Regions from separate parts of the Homo sapiens genome. Here region 2 is linked to region 1. The links are chromatin loops, found by intact Hi-C in ENCODE. Cell type or tissue: Caco-2. All regions are shown on one strand. Links, peaks and the distances in the headings refer to the core of each region. The heading gives the core; the rest is flanking DNA. Region 1 overlaps CAND1.11 (a long non-coding RNA gene). Region 2 overlaps CAND1.11 (a long non-coding RNA gene).

Region 1 (4,389 bases), core at 279-4,278:
AATCTCAAGGCAGAAGAATTTTTCTTAGTACATAACAAAATGGAGTCTCCTATGTCTACTTCTTTCTACACAGACACAGTAACAATCTGATCTCTCTTGCTTTTCCCCACAAATAGTGGTGTCTTTAACTGAGATATGAAGATCACAAGCAGAGAAGCTTCCGAGTTCAGGGAGGAAATCCAGAGTTCGGATTTGAGCATGTTAAGTTTGAGATCTCCGTTAGACATCCACGAAGGTCAGGTAGGCACTTGAATAAATGAGACTGGAACTCAGAAGAGGCTTGGGCTGGAGCGAAAGCTGAATTGTCAGCATATGGAGAATAGGTAAGGTAGGAGGGACACCCTCTTATCTGTTTCCCTGGGAGCCTTGCACTAAAGCTAAGGTCTTTCAAACAGACTTGAGTAAAGGCATCAGGGGTGGGGGACCTGGAATACCCTTCCAATATGAGGGCTCTTGGGTTCCTGCAGGGCCAGGACTGTGCATAATAGTGATTCAACTGGGGCAGGAGAACTTTCTTGGCTCCACTGGGGCTGGCCTTTCTTAGGATTGTTTTAAATTCCATTGATTATTCTTTGCTTTGCTCTGGAAACAACTACTCTTTATGTAAGCCCTCTCTGAAAGTGACAAATCATGGAAAAATTCTTTTGGATTTGAATGCAGTGAAGGCAGAGAGGGCGCATCTTGCTTTGTGGTGTGGAGGCCATGCTGAGGATGTGCCGCGGGCCAGAGAGCTGGAAAGTGGGTTCAGGCAGCCAGGCTGAGTCAACCCTTCACCCCTGAGAAACCCACGCAGAGCATCACGTGATGTGGAGGAACAGGGGCACTGAGTCAGTCTAATATTCAAGGCAGGAAAGGTAGAATTGGAAAGGGAGGAGAAAATGTCATTTTGGTGTGGCAGGAGAACACGACATGCTTCTCTGGCTGCCAGGAAGAATATTTCCTGCCTAGGGCTCTGGATTCTCTATGGCTGAGCTCTCTGGGATAGAGAAGGAGGGAGATGTTCATTCCCATTTGGAGATGTGGGCTGTTTTCTTGGGGCATCTGGGCTGGTACTTGTGAAAAGGATAGGACTTCGATAGGTACAGTTTTCCCTTTACCTGCTGAACCCTTCTGCATGTCAAAAAAATAAAATAAAATAAAATAAAAAAGTTCCCAACTTGACCTCAGGGACCTCCTTCCCCCTACCATGGAGATTCCTGCTGCCACTCTTCTTGGCTTTAGAGGACACACTTGAGGAAGCAGAGTCTTTTCTGATGAGCTCCTTGTCCCTGCTTACCAGATGTAGTGATTCCTGAGCTCCTTCAGGGGTGAAGTGTCTCAGCAGTTCCTTCCTGAATCGTGCCTCTCCTCTCCTCTGGCTTTCTCTCTCAGCTCTCTCTTCCTTTGTCATATTTTTATTTCCTCACTTTCCCTCCCACAGTGGAATGAAGCACCGTATTGAGTAGAGGCTGTTGGTGTTGGCCAGAGCTGTAGAATGCTGATGGAGGAACAGGAAGTAAGTGAGGAAGGGGCAAGGGTGCTTCTAAGTGCTCTGTGCACTGACCCAGAAGGTCCTTTTTGGAGCCACAGGGCTGTGGTCCTGAGCATGAAAGAGGAGGGCTGGGGTGAGGATCAACACTCCAGAGGGCCAGGAAAGGGGGAGCCACTGTCTCCATGGGACATTTCTGGAAGACAGTTTTCGAGGTGGTATAGTGGCACGACAGTTATTAAGATAATGATGAAAAAAGATTAGAGGAAGCAGCATTGAAAGCAGCAGCATAAACTTGTGGAGATGGGGGTCAGTGTGGCCCCGATGGTCCTCCTCCCTCCATCACCCTTCTCCCACCCCTAGGTGTGTCACCCTGAAGCTAAAACTGGTCCTGTATGGATGAGGCAACATAAATGGGAGGCAAGGCAGCAGCTGTTGAAAATTCAATCGCGGAGGCCTCTTTGGGGCATATGTGGCCTAGGAGTGGCTGGCACAGAAGTGCTGGAAGTAAAACCACCCCTGCCCCTTTCTTTTCTCTCTACCTCTTATGAGTTTTATGGAGTTAGTATTCCTCCCCTGGACAAAAACTCCAAAGGCCTTCCGACTTCCTCAGTAAGATCCAAAGTTCTTCTCATGGACTTAAGACCCTCTATGACTTGGCCTCCCACCCCTTCTCCTGGACTCTCTTTTGTGTACTCTATTTTGGCTGCACTGGCCTCCTTGTTCCTGGAAGATGCCAGCGTGCCATGCCACGCGGCTTCACATCTGCTGGGCCCTCTGTTGGGACGCTCTTCTTGCACAGTGCCGCCTGGCTCACTCCCTCACTCCTTCTAGGCCTCCGTTCAGAGGCTCCCTTAACAAAGAGGCTTTCTCTACACACCCCACATCAATTAGACACTTTCTTCACTCACACTCCCACTCGCCTTACCATGATTAATTTTTCTTCGTAGCTCTTTATCATCACCACATAACATATTCTGTATCAATCTCTTTACTGTCTATCTCTCTCTGCCTGAATGTCACTGTTTTGTTTGCTGCTGCATTCCCGATGCCTAGAAGAATGTCTGGCACATGCAGGCTTTCAATAAATATTTGTTGAGTGGGTGAATGAATGACTACATCTGACGAGAAGAGAGGCTTTGGTCACTCTTTAGCATTGATATGTAATCTGTTGAGTGCGTGTTTGCTGCATTTATCAACATTCTTTTAAAACTAGATTCATTTTCTGATAGTATTATCTCATCAGTCAGGGGACCGCCTGAGCATTAGGCCACAAGCCAGGCTATTCCTGGAAGGATTGCAGGACAGGCTTGCAGGATGATGCACAGGCTGGTACCCTGGGGCTCTTCATGTTTGAGAAGAGAGCCATGGCACTTCTGGGATGTTCACAGTGACCTCACTCTTATTTGATTTTCCCTGGAAGACACCTCAGGCTACTTCCTTCTCTGAGGATGAAGTAGAGGAAAGGAGTGTATTATTAGTCAGGGCTCTCTAGAGAAACAGAACCAGTAAGATATCTACCCATCCACCCTATTGGATATATATCCTATCGAGTATATAGATACACACATACATACAGGAGGAAGAGAGGGGGAGGGGGGAAGCGAGGGAGAGAGAGGGAAGGAGAGAGAAAGAGAATTTGTTTTAGGGAACTGGCTCACATGATTGTGGGGTTGGCTAGTCTGAAATTTGTAGGGAAAGCTGGCAGGCTGGAAACTCAGGAAATTCCTATATTGCAGTCTTAAGGCTGAATTCCTTCTGTTTCAAGAACTCTCAGTCTTTGCTCTTAAGGCCTTAAACTGATGAGCTAAGGCCCACGGCAGTATGGAGTGTAATCTGCTTTACTCAAAGTCTACTGATTCAAATGTTAATTACATGCCAAAATCACCTTCACAGCAATGTCTAGACTGGTGTTTGATTGAACAACTGGCCACCATAGCCTAGTGCATAGAAATAACTATCCCGGGGACTCACCCTGGCAGCAATATACATGCTGGTGAACAGTCCAGTAGCTGCAGTCTCTTAGAATTAGGAGGAGCTGCCAAGGTGCCTTATCTCATTCATGCCTCTGGTGGAGTCCTCCTGTGGCAAGTCACACCAGTGAGCAGTGGGGCCCCATCAGGAAGGACTGGGCGGGGGTGCCCAAGCCCCTTATTCTGCCTTGTTCTGGCCCTGCCCTGGCCTGATCCTTACCCCAAACCCATATCCCCGGGGCCCTGAGTCATACCTAGTTTTTCCCTTTTGTCACTTCATTTATTCTGAGCTCCAGGACTAAAAAGAGAGAAATCAGTCCCTTTTCACATGGAGCTTACATTCCAGTTGGAAGTCAGTCAATCATATGAACAAATAAACAAAAATATTTCAGCCCGTGATAAATACTATGAAGAAAATAAGACAGGACAATGGGATTGGTAATGATGGGGTCTCACCTTTCTGAGGAGGTGCCATTTGAACTGAGAATGAGGGATGCGTGGGAATCAGTCATGCACAGATCTGGGGAGCAGGGGGGTCAGCAAGCGCAAAGGCCCTGAGCATGCAACTTCTTGGGAGCCAGAAAGAAGGCCGTTTGCTAGGCGCACAGTGAAAGAGGGAGAGTCACACGAGGTGAGGTCAGAGAGAAAGAGAGGGGCCAGGTCGTGGGGGTCTTGCAGGTCATGGTTAGGATCCTGGGACTTGATTCTAATTTCAAGGAAGCTGTTGGAAAGTCTGTAGTGGTAGAATGCTATAATCTCACATTTTATAAAAGGTCACTCTGGCTGCCATGTAGTGAATGGACCACACAGGGAAAGAGTGGAAGCAGGATGCCTTGTTGGAGATGTCACCCAAGCCAGAGATGATGGTGGCTTGGAGCGGTGTGACAACAGCGCAGATGAAGAAAATATACATTTGGTGCATTTTTGGAGGCTAAAATGACAGGCCTT
Region 2 (4,389 bases), core at 78-4,077, 67 kb before region 1:
GCCTGCCCCCAGGTTCCCCACCCCAGGAAAATAAGCAACTTCTCAGGAGAATAATGAGGTTGGTGTTTACCTTTGTGCTTCATTTGAGTAGCATGAGAGCACCCCATTCCTCACATCTGTTCATTCTTCTCCCCTTAGAAATCTTGTCTCAGCTGAAAGGTCAGAGCTAGAAGCCCCAATCTGCTTCTAGCTCTGACCTTCTGGCTTTGTCAGGAATCCCTATGAATTTGTGCTGTTGATTTTCTTTGAACTAAATACAGAAATGTGTCTGCACTCTGGGATAGAGAAGAGAGTATAGTAATTGCCAGGAGAACTGAAGATGACCTTAAGGCAGGCCAGGTGACTGGTAAACCATACCCTTCACAAGGCTACCAGAGCTCTAGCCTGACCAATATTATTTTGAAAGGGAATACATTAGAATCCCTGGTGACTAGATGAACATGGCCATCACTATTTCTACAAACCTGTCTTCTGATGAACATATACTCCTGCTGGATGGTGTCAAGACATGCTTGTTTCTTGAGTGGTTTAGATACCAGTTATTGCCCCTCCTGTTATGCCTGGTAACTAGGATGCTGTCAAGAAAATACAGCAGGACTTCATTGAGCTTAAAAAGAGCGTTTCAAAAATATTGCATTAGCCTTTTGTCCTTTCAGTCTGTTTTTCATAGAACAAATGTAATCTTAGTCGCTACAAATTTGTTTAAAATAGCTCTTCTGGTGAGTCACCTAAAGTTAACTGCAGATATGGTATTGTTTTAGCCATGTCAAGCTTGAAATGTTATCCAAGTCCTAGGAACTACTCACTATGGGAAGCTGATGATGTATGTGCCCTCACACGTGTTTTGAGGGTGATCCTATAATGTCCGGAGAGAAAGAAATGCCTGAGATGAACTGGTCAGCATTACATTTCTCAGAACGGGCTGCAAGAGCTTCAGAAGCAAAAGGAGTGTTCTCTGTAGGCTCAGATGCTCACATGACCCAAGACACGTGAAGGGTCTGCCCATCATTCACCCCTCTATCCCCACAAGTGGTCAGAAAGTTAGGAAAATCTCCAAGAGACCATGCAGAAGGGTCAAAGGATCTTGCAGATGTTCTGAGCAAAAAAATGAAAACTTTAAACAGAACATTGTGCCATGACTTGAAAAGGTCATTATCTAGTTCACACTTACATCAGACTATAAATATTGTCAGAAAAATGGATATGTTTGCCAGGACCATGAACAGTAAAATTGCTTAAAATAGGCCACAGAAACCCTCAAGGCCAGTGGGGCCATGGCAGGCCATGACACTCAAACCTGATGCTGCCTTGTGAGAGACCTCAGCAGGAACAAAAGCCAACAGCTGCTTATTGGAAAATTTATACTCAGTGGCCCTCAAAAATTGCAAAAGCCTTTCAAGTCATGTAAGTTAATTTTGTCTCACTCTTCCACCAGGTAGAAGTGAGACAGGGAGACTCATGCTCCTTAAATGAGGTCCCTTGTCAAAGACTAGCTGTCTTATGGCCTTTGAATACTCTGCCCTTCCCCCTTCCTATGGTATAGCTTTGTGTCCAGTTAGCACTGAGCAGAAGCTGCTCTCCTGCTGTCCCCACCCACTGTTGGCTAAAGCCAGGTCACCTCCTGCCAGGCAGCGGCTGGGTGAAAGTCCAGAGAAGCTCTCCTGAATAAACAAGTCAAACAAAGGCAGTTCCCAGCAGTGGATGGGGCTGTACTCCAGAAGTCTATTTGCAAATCTGTCCTTTAGAACTCGGAAGACATTCCCCAGGAGGAGCAATGTTATGCAGTGTGGCAAGGTTCCCAGGCTAGCCCACACCTCTGATTTAACCCAGAATGGGCTGGGGAAACAGTGCTCTAGAACTCATCATTATGGGTAATACCTTTGTAGTCTCTGCTCTTCAGTTTACAAATAGTTGCTGAGCTAGGCATGGTTCCAGGTGATGTGAAGGTTCAAAGCTGCCTCAGCTTTGTGGAGTAGGTAGATTCAGTAGCTCCTGGGTGCACAGTGGCTGAGATTTTCCCAGTCTCATGAAATCCCTGCTTCTCTTTCCTATCTACATGTTTTAGGCTGAAAGTGAAGGGATGACCATTCCGGCTTTTCTTTGGTTTGTTTCTTCAAGATAACCTGGTGTAGGGAAGGGTGAGAGTCCTGGCTCTATCATTACACACAGCAGCATCTCCAAGCTTCAGTTTCTCCTCTGAAAAATAGGATAATATGTAGCTAAGAGAGCCTTGGAGTTGCCTCCCCAGCCCTTGTTCTTCTCTTGGTAACTACCATGACTTTTGTTAGGGTATCCACATCTCCCCCAATAGACCACTCCACTCCTGAAGACTCAGGCCTAGTGCAATTCCATTTTAAGGCCACTATTACAGGACCCAGTGATGGGTGCTGGCCTAATTCAGGCCAGTGAGCTTGCATAAGTTTATTGGCTTATTTCCAGAAAAACAAATTTCCTTTTTCCTGCTAGATAAGAATGGGACACATATGTGGTCTCACTAGCAATTCAGGCCAATGAGTTTGCATAAGTTTACTGGCTTATTTCCAGAAAAACAAGTTCCCTTTCTCCTGCTAGATAAAAGTGGGAGACATATGCAGTCTCAGCAGCAATAGAAAGCCACTCTGAGACTAAAACAGGGGCAAGCCCTAGATGGAAGCTCTCATTGTGAATGGCAGAGTGGAGTGATGGAAAATAGAACTCCCTGATAAAGTTGTTGAACTCCTAAATGGACCCATCCTCAATCCTGTCATACTTCTATTGTATAAACCAATCATCTCCTTCACTTAGTAACCCATAGTGAGTTGAGCTTTCTGCTCCTTTTAATGGAAGCCATCTTAATTAATACATTATAGCACAGGATTTACTATGGGCATTAAATGGGATATAGCATTCACAGTATCTGTCTCATGCTGAAAAAAGAAAAAAAATTCATAGTATTTAGCACAGAATTTATATATGACCCCTGCCCTTCCAGTCCAAGGGCATTAATGGAAAAGACCATAGTTTCTCAGGCCTTTGTTGGATAGGGAAGAAGAGGGCATGTGTGGACTCCAACACGACCTTAACCTGGTTTGAGGCTTGAATATCTTGCCTGGGCTAGAAAGGTGGCCCCTCTGGACTGGCTTTAATTTTAGGATCAGTCCCTTTAGAGGGAGTAGATCTTGTAAGCTGGGGTTTCCCTAGCCCTTGGCAAGTATACATGTTGAAGAGGGTTGGGAGACAAAGAGGGAAGAAAGGAGAGAACCATGACTTGCTGGTGTAATAACAAAAGGTCCTACCTATCTTTGGGATCGAGATTAATCTCTCCTGTCTTTCTTCTTTTTCCTCCTTTCTTCCTTACATTTTTTCGCACTCCCAGTTCTCATTAGGGCTGAAGAAGAAAGGGAAGTCAAAGCTGGGATGGCAAAGGAGTGGAAGTATATGCCAGAGGGAGAAAGGGGAACTTGTGTAAGCTAATTCTGATGACTTTGCATTCAAGTGTAGCACAGATCTCAGTTTTCAGACTAAATGGTAGCTTTAGACTCCTATCGGAGGTTGGCAAGGCTGGTTTCTTGGAGTTTTTGCATGAAGAACAGGAAACTAGGCAGAGCAGCCTGGTTCAAGGACAAAGGGTTATGTTATGACTAATAGGAAGGAGGAATCATTTGGAGTACACACAGTGGCTGTAAGTCAGATTTCGGTCATTTCATTACCCCCAGATTTAGCCTAAGTCACCAGGGAGAGGAGACTGCAATAAAAGAAAAATTAACAAAAAGCTGACATGACTGAAATCTGAAGGAACTTGATTCACATGACATTACTGCTTTGCAGTTGTGCTGTATTACAAGGGTAGAGCTCATTTGTCCTAGTGTTAGCATACTGCACTTGAGAGTATGCTAGAACACAGGATGGAAAAGGAGTGTGAGAAAACATTACTTCACAAAAGTGGGTCAAGGGTGCCATGTTCCAACTGTGAAATGGATGCTTAGAAATGAAAATAGAACTCCAGTGTGGTCTGACCAGAACAGGATTGAGCTGCCACCCTCTTATCGGGACACTAGATTTATGGCTGTGGTCAAGAATTGCCCTAATCTTGTTTTTATCAGTCACATTCCAATAATGCCTCATAATGAATCCATGGTCAATTAAAAGCCCAGTTGTTTTTTACATGAACTGCTGCCAAGTCAGGAATCCCTGTGAATTTGTGTTGTTGATTTTCTTTGAACCAAATACAGAACTTTACAATGATTCTTCTTGAAAGTCATGCTGGTCAGATTATTTTGCATCTTGCTTATTTTGTCTATTAGCTATTACTCTAAACTTTGTGCTTACCTTCTTCATCATTTAAGACACGTATAAAAATATTGACTAGGGCCAGGTGCAGTGGTTCATGCCTGTAATCCCAGCAGTTCT

Evidence for each region. A loop is a pair of places that touch in the nucleus more often than their neighbours do. Peaks named below come from ENCODE experiments on the same cell type or tissue, not always from the same donor. Only the 100,000 strongest peaks of a DNase experiment are listed, where the experiment ranks them.
Region 2: a loop joins it to region 1, with 5 times the contacts of the local background. A loop is called at or near these places in 4 of 110 quality-filtered maps.

The regions. Positions count from the first base shown.
Region 1 is chr11:10,392,166-10,396,554 of GRCh38, forward strand. All of the region lies in intron 2 of CAND1.11 (a long non-coding RNA gene), which reads left to right. Among named protein-coding and RNA genes, the nearest start is that of AMPD3, 61 kb to the right of the region's middle. RefSeq lists an enhancer at 149-1,028. In Caco-2, for the core only: no CTCF peak of the experiment used is centred there; a DNase peak (open chromatin) is centred at 2,776.
Region 2 is chr11:10,324,964-10,329,352 of GRCh38, forward strand. The region is part of intron 1 of CAND1.11 (a long non-coding RNA gene); the gene reads left to right. Among named protein-coding and RNA genes, the nearest start is that of CAND1.11, 19 kb to the left of the region's middle. RefSeq lists a silencer at 3,759-4,053. In Caco-2, for the core only: no CTCF peak of the experiment used is centred there; DNase peaks (open chromatin) are centred at 1,638 and 4,008.